Linked DNA regions of Homo sapiens: regions 1 and 2 are each linked to region 3. A link is a contact called in ENCODE Hi-C or POLR2A ChIA-PET data. All regions are on one chromosome and are shown on one strand. Each heading gives the region's core, a stretch centred on a gene start or an enhancer-like site at or near the end of the contact. The rest is flanking DNA. Distances are from core to core; before and after follow the strand shown.

Region 1 (4,581 bases), core at 1,377-3,876, 340 kb after region 3:
CCTGTCTCTACAAAAAAAATTTTTAAAAATTAGCCCAGCATGGTGGCACACACTTGTAGTCCCAGCTACTCAGGAGGCTGAGGTGGGAGGATCACCTGAGCCCAGGAGGTTGAGGCTGCAATAAGTTATGATTGTGCCACTATACTCCAGACTTGGCAACAGAGTGAGACCCTGTCAAAAAGAAAAAAGAAAAGAAACCGAGACTATAACATTAGTTTGTATTATCCCTCATTAGGAACTTTAACCTTTATCTCTCAGGCCCCAAAGTTTGTGCTCCTAACCGCTAGACTAAATGATTCCCCTTCCTTGCTTCTCAGGGGTCTTATTAATCTAGCCCAGGAGGCCGGGCGCAGTGGCTCATGCCTGTATTCCCAGCACTTTGGGAGGCTGAAGTAGGTGGATCACTTGAGGTCAGGAGTTCAAGACCAGCCTGGTCAACATGGTGAAACCCCGACTCTACTAAAAAAAATACAAAAATTAGCTGGGCGTGGTGGCACACGCCTGTAGTTGCCACTACTCAGGAGGCTGAGGCAGGAGAATTGCTTGAACCCGGGAAGCAGAGGCTGCAGTGAGCTGAGATCGTACCACTGTACTCCAGTCTGGGTGACAGAGAGGGACTCTGTCTCAAAAAAAACAAAACAAAAAAAATCTATCCCAGAGAGAAGCAGCAATGCCACTCTGGCCTGGCAACCTGGGGCAACCTCGTGCCTGGCTCAGACACAGCTGTTTTCCTCCTCTGGCACCTGTGTCCTACCCCAGGGTGCCTTTTCTTCTGGTGATGCTTCCATGCAAGTGAGTAGCCCCAGAACCCATCCCTGGCCTCAGGAGCTCCTGAGCAGGAGGTCCTCAAGTCAGATGAGAAAACGGAGGTCCTGGCAGGGCGAACACCCAAGCTGGGTCTGGATAAAAGGATGAAGCCTGGGGGTTTCAGGCTGGAAGGTGGCCGTGGGGCAGTAGGAATGCTCTGTTGGGTCGTCAGGACCCAGGTTCTCGTCCCTACCTTCACCATTCACTTATTGGGCCATTTGGACCAGACATACCCATAGACTCAGACCTGCCCTGATTGGGAGTAAACAGAGGCCATGGCTCCCTGCTATCCAGCCATGTTTCTGCTTCCTTCCTAGGCCACCAAGGTACCTATAGGCTGGCCAGGGGATTTGGGCCCCTAAACCTGAAGCTCTACCTGCTTTCAGACAGGCTTCCTTCTTGCTGTCCCAAGCTCCACTATTAGCCTGATGACAGCCAGGACAGAGGGTAGGGACTAACATTTACAGCATGTTTACTAAGCCAAATTTGATGCTAGTGTTCTATGTGATCCTTGCAGCCACGCTGAGTGATAGGTACTGTTATAAACTCCATTTCACAGATAAGAAAACGGGGCTCACACAGGGCTAAATGATTTGCCAAGGTGCAACAGCTTGTAATGTCACAATCAGTGGGGAGCAGTGGGGTGGGGGCTTCCCTGGCAGTCCAATCCCTTTCTCCCCAACACATCACTGAATCTGGTTAAATATCTTCAGTGGTCCCACTGGCCACCGGAGAAAGTCCAAATGCCCCACCTGATATTTGAAGTAGTCAAGGCACTGACTGCCCCATGCTCTCTTTCCAGCCTCACCACCCATCCCTTGCCTGTACCTGCTCTATATCCCCGCAGGGTGGGCACTACCACTCCACAACGACATCTCAACTCCATCCTTTGCTCTGGCTTGGAATGCCTGTCCTACTCCTCTTCATTTTCAGAGCCTCTTCCCCCTCAACCCTGCCTCCCCTTACTCCCTTACTTAGAGAGAATCTTTTTCTAAAAAAAGAGATGAGATGTTGCCCAGACTGGATTTAAACTCCTGAGCTCAAGTGATCCTCCCCGCTCAGCCTCCTGAGTAGTTGGGATTACAGACATGAGCCACCCTGACCACCCAGCTAACTCCCTTACTTCTCCCTGAGCTTCCCCCAACCCTGTGCTCTAACCCCTCCGTGTTGATGACGCTGGCCTGCTGGCAGTCCTAAGCTGTAGGCTGTCTCTCACAGGTGATGCCACTTTCCTGGGTGGCAGCCTTTTCCCTGAGAAAATTCAAATTGGTTTTAGGATTCCTGGTATCCCCTGTGGCGTCTTGCATCCTGCATGTTCCATTAATATTTGAGGAAATGAATTGAAAGAATCCAGGGCCAGAGGCTCCTCCTTTTCTGCCAGGCCCCGCACCACCACTAGGGGCTCCAGAGTGCATTCCTCCTATAGGGCTGTGATGCGGATGGAGCAGGAAGGAACGGCACTAAGGGAGGGTCCAAAAGGAAGCTAAGGGTCAGCAGAGTGGCAGTTCCCCAGGAATTTGGTCTAAGCTTCTCTGCTTCCACCCTCCCCAAATAGAGCAGGGTGGTGCAAAAGAGCCCAGGCCTGCAGATTGGAAAACTGCAGGTCCAGCTCCACCACCCAAGGCCATGTGAGCTTAAGCAGGCCACGTCCTTTCTCTGGGCCTCAGCCCCCCAACTGTAAGTCAGGCAGTGGATGGCATCCAAAGCCCCTTCAAGCTCTGGGCTCTGCAGTTTCGAGATGGCACAACCTCCCAAGCTGGCTGTGAAAATTCCTACTGCTTTGGGCTCTAAGGCAGGACGTGTAAAGGCGCAGGTCTCCTGGCCCCAGGTCAGGAAGAACAGGCTGCTGCAACCACACACTGCTGGGTCCAAGCCAGAGTGCCCTCTGGGGCAGTCCGATTCTATCCATACTCCCCACTCCTGTCATTCTCCTCCAGCTTTATTTACTTCAACCAAATACTTCACCCACATACCTGACATCACCTCCAAAGCACGGCTGGAGGGAGGGGTCACATTCCCACAGGTGCCGCCACTGCCCAGCCCAGGGCCTGCCTGCCACCAGGAGGCAGAAATACCCTTGTCAAAACAAACCCACCCAGCTCATCCCGCCAGGGAGGCACCCATGGGAGAGGCCAACGTGCTCCTTTGTGTCCTGGGGGATCTGGCCAGAGGTGCCTGCTGTGGTGCCGACCAGAAGGTGGTTGTCCGGTGGGGCACCCATGGCCTGTGGGCCCAGCACAGCGTGTCCTGAAGTCTGAGCAGGATGAAGACACCCTTGGGGGGCTATGTCATAAAGTACAAAAGACAAAGGCAAGTCTGGGTTCAAATCCCAGCTCTGCTGTTCACAGTATGAAAACTGGACAGACACTGGAGCTCTTAGAGGCTCAGTTTCCCATCTATAAAATGGGGGCAAAACCTACTGAGCCACGGGGTTGTTCTGTGATTGAGAGAGATGGTTTATGTAAGGAGCAGCACCCAATGAGATTTCAGACAACAGTGGCTATGTTTGCTCATTCTTTTCTGGGATGCAGCATGAACAGTCATCCCTGGGAGCTCACAATGTTGGGGCTGCAAGGGACCTCAGAGATCATTTAGTCCCTTCATGTCAGAGCAGCCCAGAGACATCAAGAAACTACCAAGGTCACTGAGCAAGGACCTCCAGCCCAGTGCCCTCTCCAGATGCCCGTGTGGCCTGCCTGCTGCTGAGTGAGGCTGCTCTGCTCAGCAAAGCAGAGGCCCAGCCAGGGCTGTGCTGTGGGGACAAGGAAGCTGCCTACCAATCTTCACCAGCCATGTCAAGCACAGCCCCAGATTATTCAGGCAGTGCTGGGCAACCTGAGAAAGGAAGGCCGCTCCATGCTAGGCCTCTGTGGACAGGTTTTGAGGGTGCTCAGCTCCCTGTCCTCACACACTGTCGATGGGACCACAGCCAGCCCCTCCCCACAAGTCTTCAGTGTGGCCCATGCCCAATACGTGCCTCTGTGTGGCATTCAAGGCCCTGCTTCCCCACCTCCTACTCCCTGCCCGCTTTCCCTCTGCTACCTCTCTGCTACCTCTTCATCACCCCATCCCACCCTGCAGTTCACTCTGCTGGAACAGCCTTCCTGACAAGCTCCTTCTCCCCCTCTCCACCCAGTTCCCACACACACTGGAACTTCTTCTATGATCTCCCTCCCCTCCAACACACAGCTAGTTGTCCCCAGCTTGCACACACCTCTGGCAGAGAATCAGCTGCACTACAATTCCTTCCTTACATGTCCTGTCCCCACTATACTAAAACCCCATAAGGAAGGACAAGGGCCTTGCCTTTCATTTCCATCCCCAGCACCCAAGGGCGGCTGGCATTATAGCAGGGCCCAGTTACTGTTTACTGGACAAATAAAGAAATGGGCCAATGCGGTCACATATGCATCTCTCACACATCCTGCTTTTGGAGAATATAGATAATGGCTAAGCATGCACGCCTTGGAATCTGGGTTCGGATCCCAGCTCTGCCATTTATCAGCAGCCTGACACTGGGCAAGTTATTGAACCTCTCTCAGCATAGGTTTCTCACCTATAAATTAGGAATAACAATCATAAAACCTATCTCAAGAGGGTTACTAGGAGGATCAAACAAGGCATATAAAGTGGCCTATAGGTGTTATCATAGTCTCTGTGACTATTTCCTTGATGATGTCTCTCCTTCCCAGAATGAGAATCTTTATCATCTGCCTATTGAACTCCTAACCACATTTCCAGGCCCTGCCCAAACCTTCTTTCCTCCAGAAGCAT
Region 2 (4,033 bases), core at 1,148-3,647, 310 kb after region 3:
CTTCTGGCCTTTATTCTCGACACAGAGTTGGGGCCGTTAGCCAGAAGAGGAGAAAGGGTGGAGAATGGGAAGACTCCTTCCTTCCTTCTCTCCTGCTTGCAGGCTGGTCTTCAGACAGAGACAGGGATGGGTAGGGACAATGACTTTGCCTTCTGGGACAGAGCTCCTGGGACAATCATCTGCAGGTGTATGCATTCCACCTACACCTGGCAGAATACATGAAGTTGCTTACTTTACCTCTGGGACCTGGACTTTAATATTAAGGTAGATATTTACAGCAAAGCCTTACTACTTTCTCCCATATACCTCATCTTAGAGATGGGCATCCTGGGTTTCTGTTTCATCTGTACTGATTGACTATATCATTTTCCCTCTCTGAGTCAATTTTCTCATCAGTTACATGTAAATAATAATAATAATAATGCCACCCACCTTCCTATCTCACTGAGTTCTTTTAAGGACCAAGTGAGGTCATTTGTCAGACATGAGTGCTTGGTAAGTGAAAAATCAATGCAAACGAAAGGCAATATTATTTTCTCTATGCATTGTAAATCCCTGCTTCTGTAGCAGGAAAGCACCATGCTGACTTAGTTATTCCTAATTAACTCAAATATTACCCAAGATCTACAGTCCATAAGGTATGTAGGCAGAAAGTGAGATATGAACAAATCCTTCATCACAAATCAATTCTCAAGCATTTCCCCAGGGCCAGCCATCCTCCCTCTGCAGAAGGGGACCCTGAGGGGTACTCACTCTCTAATTGTTTTAACAGCTTGGCTGCCCTGCCAGAGCCCTCCCAGAAAACCAGATTGGTGAGGGGAGGTGCAGAATGAAGAATTAACTGGCACCTCAGCAATTCTGGATTCTGTGGAGGGGCTGGAAGGCTATACTACAGACACACACCCCTGCAGGATAATTCTAGCTGGAGGCCGCAGCAGGGTGGATGAGAACATGCTTCTGCAAACCTCTTGGGATGCATCACTGACTGGATTCTGGCGATTAGAGCTTCCAGCCTGCCAGAAATTCCTCAGTGCATGATCTGCTGAGCAGCTCTGACAGGGATTCACTGGTGTCCTGGTAGAATGTGGAGCCCAGGCCCTCAGAGCTCCCACTCTCCAGCTGGAAGCTGCCCACCAGCTCCTGAATCCACTGCAGGTCTGCGGAGAGCTCCTGCCTCAGAATCTCAAACTGGGCTTGCAGATGGTCCAGTTTCCTGGCCATGCTTCCGAGGCTACATCCCGTGGCCTGGATGTCTTCTCGCAGCAGCTTCTTCAATGACTCCACCTTGCGGAACTCATACCTGAGCTGGGACAGGTCATGCCGGGCGCTCTCATTCTCCTCTCGGTACCAAGCTTCCTTCTCATTGAAGATGGAGACCAGGGCCTCCACATCGTCCTGGATGGTATCGTGGGCCTCCACCAGGGCACGGCATCCCAGGTCGACCCGAGCCACGTCTTCCACCACACAGGCAAAACGCTCGAAGTTGACATAGGAGTTGTTGGGAGGCATGCTTGAGTGGCATTTGAGAGTGTACTCTCTCAGGTGCTTGGTCTTCAGCTGGGTGGGCTCTGTCTTCCGCTGTTCAGGGGCTCTGCCTTCTCCTTTTGACTGGTGGGTGTTCAGACAGAAGAATCAGAGTGTTAATTTGCCGCCCACCCCAGAGGGCAGTCCAAAGGGTAGGCAGAAGGCACACAAGCGGCCTCTGGCATTCACTGCATGCGTCAGGCCATGGGGAGAACCAGGGTGGGATGAGCACCTCCTTAGGCCATAAGTGAGGTCAAGGAGTGTGGGGGTGCTGTCTGCATGCTCATTCAGGGCAGAAGGGTCCACAGCCATTAGAGAGAGCTCCACACACATAGCATTTAAGGGGTGCTCACGCAGACAAGCAGGCTGCAGCCAGGACTCCGCAGGCATCTGCGCAGGGCTGGAGCACGCAAGGCCAGGGCTCACGCAGCAGGGCTGAGGAGCATCTCTCCTTCAGGGCTCCTTGGGCCTTCCCCATCCTTCAATGAGCTGATGAAGCTGAGCAGATAAAGCTGACCTCTTCCCAGACGACTCCAGCCCTCCCTGTTCTGTCTTCCACAGGCCTCACCTTCTCTTTGTATTGATTGATTGATTATTATTTTTTAGAGAGATGGGGTCTTGGCATGTTGCTCAAGTTGGTCTTGAACTCCTGGGCTCAAGTCATCCTTCTGCTGCCTCGGCCTCCCAAAGTGCTGGGATTACAGGCATGAGCCACTGCACCTGGCCTGCCTCACCTTTTCTTATCTCCACCTTTCTTATGGTCATTTCATCCTTGCTGGCCTTCTCACATAACAGTTAAGGTGAATGGGAAGTCTGGTGACGTCCCTGGGTGTGCATAGCTGGTCAGTCAGCAGAATTAGGGCCTGAATCCTGCTGAGTCTCACCCTCTCAAAGTGCTCTTCACCACACCAGACCACAAGAGCCTCTGGAAAGCCAGCAGCTGACTGGAAAGCCAGCAGGAAGCCCGACTGCAAGGCGAGTTAGGCAGGGATTCATTTTTTTGCCCTGACTCTCCCCAGAGGGAACAGAATTGCCCTAACAGTGGCTGTCTCTCTTCCCCACCAGGCCTCTGTCTCAGGCCCCATTCCTCAGGGCCTGAGGAGGTGGGTGGCTGATTTAAGTGTCATCCTTGACTTAGAGCCCCAAAAATCAGAAGGAAGGAGGCCTGGTCACAAAGTGGGGGTTTTCAATTGTCATCTATCTTTCTACACCTGGGGAGTCCTGATTTCCACTTGGAGAAGTGGCAGTGACATACCCTTCAACAAAGAACACTGTGTAAGTTGGCCCCAAAGAAAAAGGGTTTCAACTGTGGTTTGTGAGGGTTTCATTTCATAAGTTACCTGAATTTGAGACACACAAACTTAAAATAGCAAGCAAATAAACCTATTCGAATAAGCCCAGGCCCTCTGGGGCCCCTGGCTAGCTTTCATCTGTGCCCAGGGTCAGTGTTTAAAGCAAAGGCCTCTCCATGGGCCCTCTGCATCTGGCTGCCCAGGCCAACCCTGGCGACAGAGCAGGGACCCTTTGCCCATTGGAACTCATGGCTGTGCCCTTACCGTGATCCAGGGGTGTCTGAGAGCCTCTTGGATTGTGAGCCGTTTCCTGCAATGAGGATTGGGAAACAGTGATGATCCATGAGGACAGAAGTTGGGAGCAACCATCTCCGTTCTCACTCTTTTTAGACCTATATTTTGGCATTATTTGGCCACTGCCGTCAAACCAGTGGAATGGAGGATGCAGAGATGGATGGGAGCTGGCTGCAAATCCTGCACTCCAGGGGAAGGAAGCAGTCCAGACAGACCCCTCAATAGAGTGGCCTTGTTACCTACACCCATACTATTAGTCCCAAAGCTGAAAGGCCTAAGAAGAGTCATAAATGCTCCAATGAGCTTCCAGAATCTTCCAAAAGCCAACTCTCCATTGCTAAATCCCTGGTCTGTTTTTCTGTTTGCCTCCTGGATCCGTTCTCTGCCTTTCGCTGCTCTGTACCCAGGTAAGCAACTCTCCCTAGCACTGTTCTTAGACAGGAAAATCAGGGCCCTTGCACTCCAGACAACCCCACTCTGGCCCTCTCTGAAGTCTGTGGGATGGAGAGGACATGGTGTTCTAGTCTGTGGACCTTTCTTCCTGCCCCATCCAGAGCATGCTCTGGGTACCCAGCGCCCTGCAATTCCCTGCCTATTTCCTTCTTTGACCCCACAGCCACGGGACTCACCCTGGCCCCTGGAGAAGGGATAGGGTTAGCATGTCTTCCACCATCCCACTGTACTGACCTCTCTGAGCCTACCAGCTCCTACTCCCAACCTGAACTGGCTTGAAAACCCTGCCACTTAAACTTTTCAAATCTGAATTCCAGGTGCCTTTGGGACAGACTGCACAAGGTAATGAGCCCTAAAGAAACCCAGGCTGACTTGTAGCGCACACACACACACACACACACACACACACACACACACACACACATTATTTACATTTCAACAGGAGAAGAAAGCAGAAAGACTTGAGCAAA
Region 3 (4,117 bases), core at 57-2,556:
AAGTATATCAACATCAAATCAGAAGTGAGCATTATTGAGGGAGAGAAGGGAGGGTGAGAGCACCCGCACGGTCAGTAGTCAGTGTCGGAGCCCTCGGCGTTGTCCACGTTTCTCGAGAGCATGTAGTTGTCCATGTCGATTGAGCGGCAGTTGTTGATGGCATAGCGCAGGCGCTCGGCCATGACCAGCTGGCTGGAGTACGGGGGCAGCCTCAGCTGGAAGAAGCAGGTCTGTGAGGTAGGCAGACTGTCGTAAGGCTGTGGAGAGAGACCCAGAGCCGTGACTGGGGACATCAGAGTGCCATAAGGGGGAGTGGGGCTGCCCATGACCTCTCCCTGCCTTCAAGATGGAATTAACATGGCCACATGGTTAAGTCAAGTGGACACAGAGACTGGGCCAGATAGAATGAGCTGAGGCCCTACTGCCCCGTGGCCCTCGAGGCTCTGGGTGAAGATGTTCCTTCTTGTCCTCACCTCCTCCAGTGCCTGTGTGTGTAAAGTGAGGAGAAGCTCTGACTGGCAGGATTGCTTGAGAGAATACACTACGCACAGCGCCTGGCACAGGATGAGAGTGTAGTAAGAGGGCACCTGTCCTTCATACCCATCCACCAAGAGGGTGCAGACTGGAAGCCAGCTGCAGGGATGCCCCCACAGAGCAGGTAGAATGGAAAGAACGACTGTGAGGTGCAGCTGGCCATGGGAGCCTCTTTGCCCCCTCTCCTCTCCCTGTCCTCATGTGCATTCTGCCTCCTTTGCAGGCGCCATGGCTGCCTCGCACAGCTCACATAAGGAAGGGGCAGTCAATTAAACTCCAGTCCATCCATTCAACTGACGGTGATGCATCATTTAAAATGATAATTATGATGACTGGCAGCAAAACAGAAAGGTGTTCAGGATACATTAGGAGGTTAAAGGCAGAAAAAATTCTAGATACATCATATAAAAATTTGTACAATTGAGGCAAAGACTATGAGGAATTTCACAAAGGTAAAAATAGCTACTACTGGAGAGACAGGATTATATACGTTCCCTATCCCTCCTTGCAAACATAACTATTTTCTAAACAATTTGTAATAATAGTAATGGCATTATAGTGTTTTTATAAATTTTTAAAACGTTTGCTTAAAAAAAAAAAAAAGAACCTGTCTTCTCTCACTCAACCTCCTCTTGAAATCAGCCCTCCTCCCCAGAGCCCACACCTAGGTAAGCCACATGTCCTGCTATGGGAGGTGGATGGCCCAGCAGCCCAAATGCACCAGAGCCAGTGATGACACAGCTCAACGCAGAAAAACTGAAAGCAGCAAGGAAGGGAGGTGCCACTAGGTGGCTCTGATGACCTAAATGTGAGTACTGTAGAAATGATCTAAAAGCCACAGAGGAACCGACCACGGTAGTCAGTTACTGATGCTGACAACCCTGAGACCGGAGATTAGTGGTGGATTAACTCCTAGAACGGCAGGAGTAGCCCAGGACAGATATAAGGCAAGGGTTGTTTCCAGAGCTGAGTAGAAATGAGCCATTTCCTCCTTCCTACTTCTCTCTGAAGCAACAAAACAGATTTACAACTTACAGTTCTTGGCAAGTCATGCAGAAAATTTATGGAAAGGCTCTTTTATAATCCTTCCTGCACGTGGCTTCTCCAGCAAGCCTAGCCCAGGAGCAGAGCAGCAGCCTGCAGCCTCAGGAGGCAGCACAGGGAGGAATAGCTTTGGCTACACCAGAAAGCCAGACACTTAAACTGGCAGGAAGGGCCTGTGTGTGAAGAGGCCCCACTTCCCTTACTGTTTTCTGAACAAACATCATGGGCCCTGCTCAGAGAACTGCCCAGCTCATGTGGGAGAGAGGGCTTGTGAAGAGTGGGGATGGAGACAGAGGGAGGAGAGGCACTCCTAACTGAATGCAGTAAGTTCTGGGTTTGAGGGCTGTACCCAGTGTTCAGGAGGTGGAGAGAAGGAGTCTGGCTAGGTCTGCCTTCAGCAATGGTAGGGGCACTCCTGGAAAGCATCTAGGAGGGGTTCTTGGAGGAGATGACTGGCATTGGGCTTATAGGATGAGTAAGTGCTTGCCAGAGATAGAAGGAAAGGGGTGTGAAGAAGGACTTACTAAAGCAGAGGGAACAGGTTACATAAAAGCACAGAATTTTAAAAACAGCCTGGTCTACTGGGGAGAAAGGCAAGCAGCCCATTATGACCAGAACATGAGAAGTATCAAGACGTCACATCAGAAAGTGGGGCAGAGGCCAGACTGTGGAAGTGTTTAAGGCAGCTAAGGTCATTGGCATTTATTTCGGAGTCAACAAAGGGGGTCTCTGAAAGGTCTAAAAGGAGGAGAGTGACATGGTCAGACAGGTGCTTAAGAAAGATGACTCTGGCAGCAGTGTGCTTTTCAGACTCTAAGCCCTCTTATTCCTAAGCCATCTGTCAAAATCACAGCTGGGCTGGGGCTCTGCAGCTGGGGCCTTTCATCAGATGGCAGAGATGCAGCCCTGCCTGCTCCACAAGGCACACAACACAAGTGGGCACAGAGGTTATCGTTGCTCCCCACATCTTTGGGTTCCTTCTGGGGCACACCCACCAGTTAATGGTTAATATTTTCATGAAAACAAACAAGGCCATGCCTCAGCACAGGAAGAGGCAGTATGATGATCCTTCTGCCAAGTTCAGCTTTAACTCAGGAAGATGCTGGAAGATTTAGGGAAGGTTGTTGGTTGTAGTATGCTCTCTTCATCCACTTAGGACTCTTCCCACTGAAGCTAAATGATATTTCTAAACAAATTTTACTGCTTGATTTTTTTCATTAATCTGGAAATTCTAAGTATTAATAAGCATGAATCGGCAGGCCTACTTGAGGGTCATAGTTTGTTTTCCCCAACATAAAAGCAACAAGGCGCAGAGGGCCAGGCGTGTTGGCTCACGCCTGTAATCCCAGCACTTTGGGAGGCCAACGTGACCAGATCACCTGAGGTCAGTAGTTCAAGACCAGCCTGGCCAACATGGTGAATCCCCGTCTCTACCAAAATATACAAAAAAATTAGCCAGGCGTGGTGGCACGCACCTGTAGTCCCAGCTACTGCGGAGGCTGAGGCAGGAGAACTGCTTGAAGCTAGGAAGCGGAGGTTGCAGTAAGCTAAAATCATGCCACTGCACTCCAGCCTGGGCCACAGAGTGAGACCCTGTCTCAACAAAAACAACAATGAAGCAATAAGGCAGACATTACAAAGGAAAAAAGAATAGCTTACTTACCCTATCAACCTTCATGATTTGAAATCTCTGAGAAATGTCAGCAGTGTTGGCTGGTAGTCGAGATCTTCCTGACACAAACCTCATGAAAAGCACCCGCTCCTCATTGGAGAACTCTTCCAGCGTGTGCCAGAACCACTGCACCAGCTGATGCTGCTCATCCACCTCACGGTACCGCACCACTTTCTTCAAGACTTCCACAGAGATCTCGGGCATCCCACACACCATCTGCTCCAGTTGTTTTGCTGTGAGGAGGGACAGCAGCGGCACAGGAACAATCCAGGACATCCCTTCTCGGACTGCAGCCACCTGCTCCCGGGAGAGGTTGCTCATTCAATGAGTGTGCGTGAACCTGGCACCCACCAAGGGCCCTGTGGGGCTAGGCGCCTCCTGATGCCTGCTCGTCCGCTCCCCAGACCCTCTACTTGTTTCTCAGACCGCCAGGCACGAGAGTCAGTCAAAAAGGCCCACCCTCCCTGCCTCTCAACCCTTGTTAGAGTGCCTCCCTGCTGTGGGATTCTTACACTCCTGGTTCCAGTTCAAGTCCAATTTAGGAGCCTGCCTTCCCTCTACCACAAAATCTCAGCCCACTGGGGCCTTCCCTGATGCCAGCCCCACTCACTCATATTCCTAATCATATGTGCCCATGTGCTGTCAAACTATGCATGTGTGGACACTTCATCTCATAAAGGTAAGAAGCTTTGGGGGCACTCAACTAGCTGCCTACTGTTTTTTAAATTTATATTTGTCTTTTGAAAATAATTATATCCTTTTTGTAAAAATTATTTGTGCTCATCGTAAAAAAAATCTGAAAAGTACAAAGAAGAAAGTAAAAATGGGAAGTCCTTCTTTAGGAAGGCAATAGAAGAGGCAATGAAT

What was found. Hi-C counts contacts between places; a loop is a spot of excess contacts on that map. ChIA-PET counts read pairs that join two places held with the same protein, here RNA polymerase II (POLR2A). Pooled maps may share reads with other maps.
Region 1: a map of HepG2 shows a loop between it and region 3 (26-fold over the local background). The contact joins two enhancer-like sites. A Hi-C loop is called at or near these places in 2 of 168 maps with a recorded cell type or tissue (HepG2 and mammary epithelial cell) and 7 of 50 pooled maps. POLR2A ChIA-PET finds 5 or more read pairs at or near these places in 4 of 52 experiments (PC-9, Panc1, activated CD4-positive, alpha-beta T cell and 1 more).
Region 2: a pooled map shows a loop between it and region 3 (2.2-fold over the local background). The contact joins two enhancer-like sites. A Hi-C loop is called at or near these places in 2 of 50 pooled maps. POLR2A ChIA-PET finds 5 or more read pairs at or near these places in 2 of 52 experiments (Caco-2 and activated CD8-positive, alpha-beta memory T cell).

What each region holds. Positions count from the first base shown.
Region 1 is chr15:63,943,250-63,947,830 of GRCh38, forward strand. The region is part of intron 4 of DAPK2 (death associated protein kinase 2); the gene reads right to left. Among named protein-coding and RNA genes, the nearest start is that of MIR422A, 75 kb to the left of the region's middle. Within about 2 kb of position 2,627, at least 10 of the 41 ENCODE cell types and tissues checked have a DNase peak (open chromatin) inside an H3K27ac peak, as active enhancers do; they include PC-9, where a contact is called at or near this core.
Region 2 is chr15:63,921,736-63,925,768 of GRCh38, forward strand. DAPK2 (death associated protein kinase 2) reads right to left here. Exons shown (of 12, transcript NM_014326.5): 9 at 3,081-3,126. Among named protein-coding and RNA genes, the nearest start is that of MIR422A, 53 kb to the left of the region's middle. Within about 2 kb of position 2,398, at least 2 of the 41 ENCODE cell types and tissues checked have a DNase peak (open chromatin) inside an H3K27ac peak, as active enhancers do.
Region 3 is chr15:63,609,010-63,613,126 of GRCh38, forward strand. It overlaps HERC1 (HECT and RLD domain containing E3 ubiquitin protein ligase family member 1), which reads right to left. Exons shown (of 78, transcript NM_003922.4): 77 at 3,242-3,547; 78 at 1-257. The coding sequence ends at 72. Among named protein-coding and RNA genes, the nearest start is that of USP3-AS1, 10 kb to the left of the region's middle. Within about 2 kb of position 1,307, at least 26 of the 41 ENCODE cell types and tissues checked have a DNase peak (open chromatin) inside an H3K27ac peak, as active enhancers do; they include PC-9, where a contact is called at or near this core.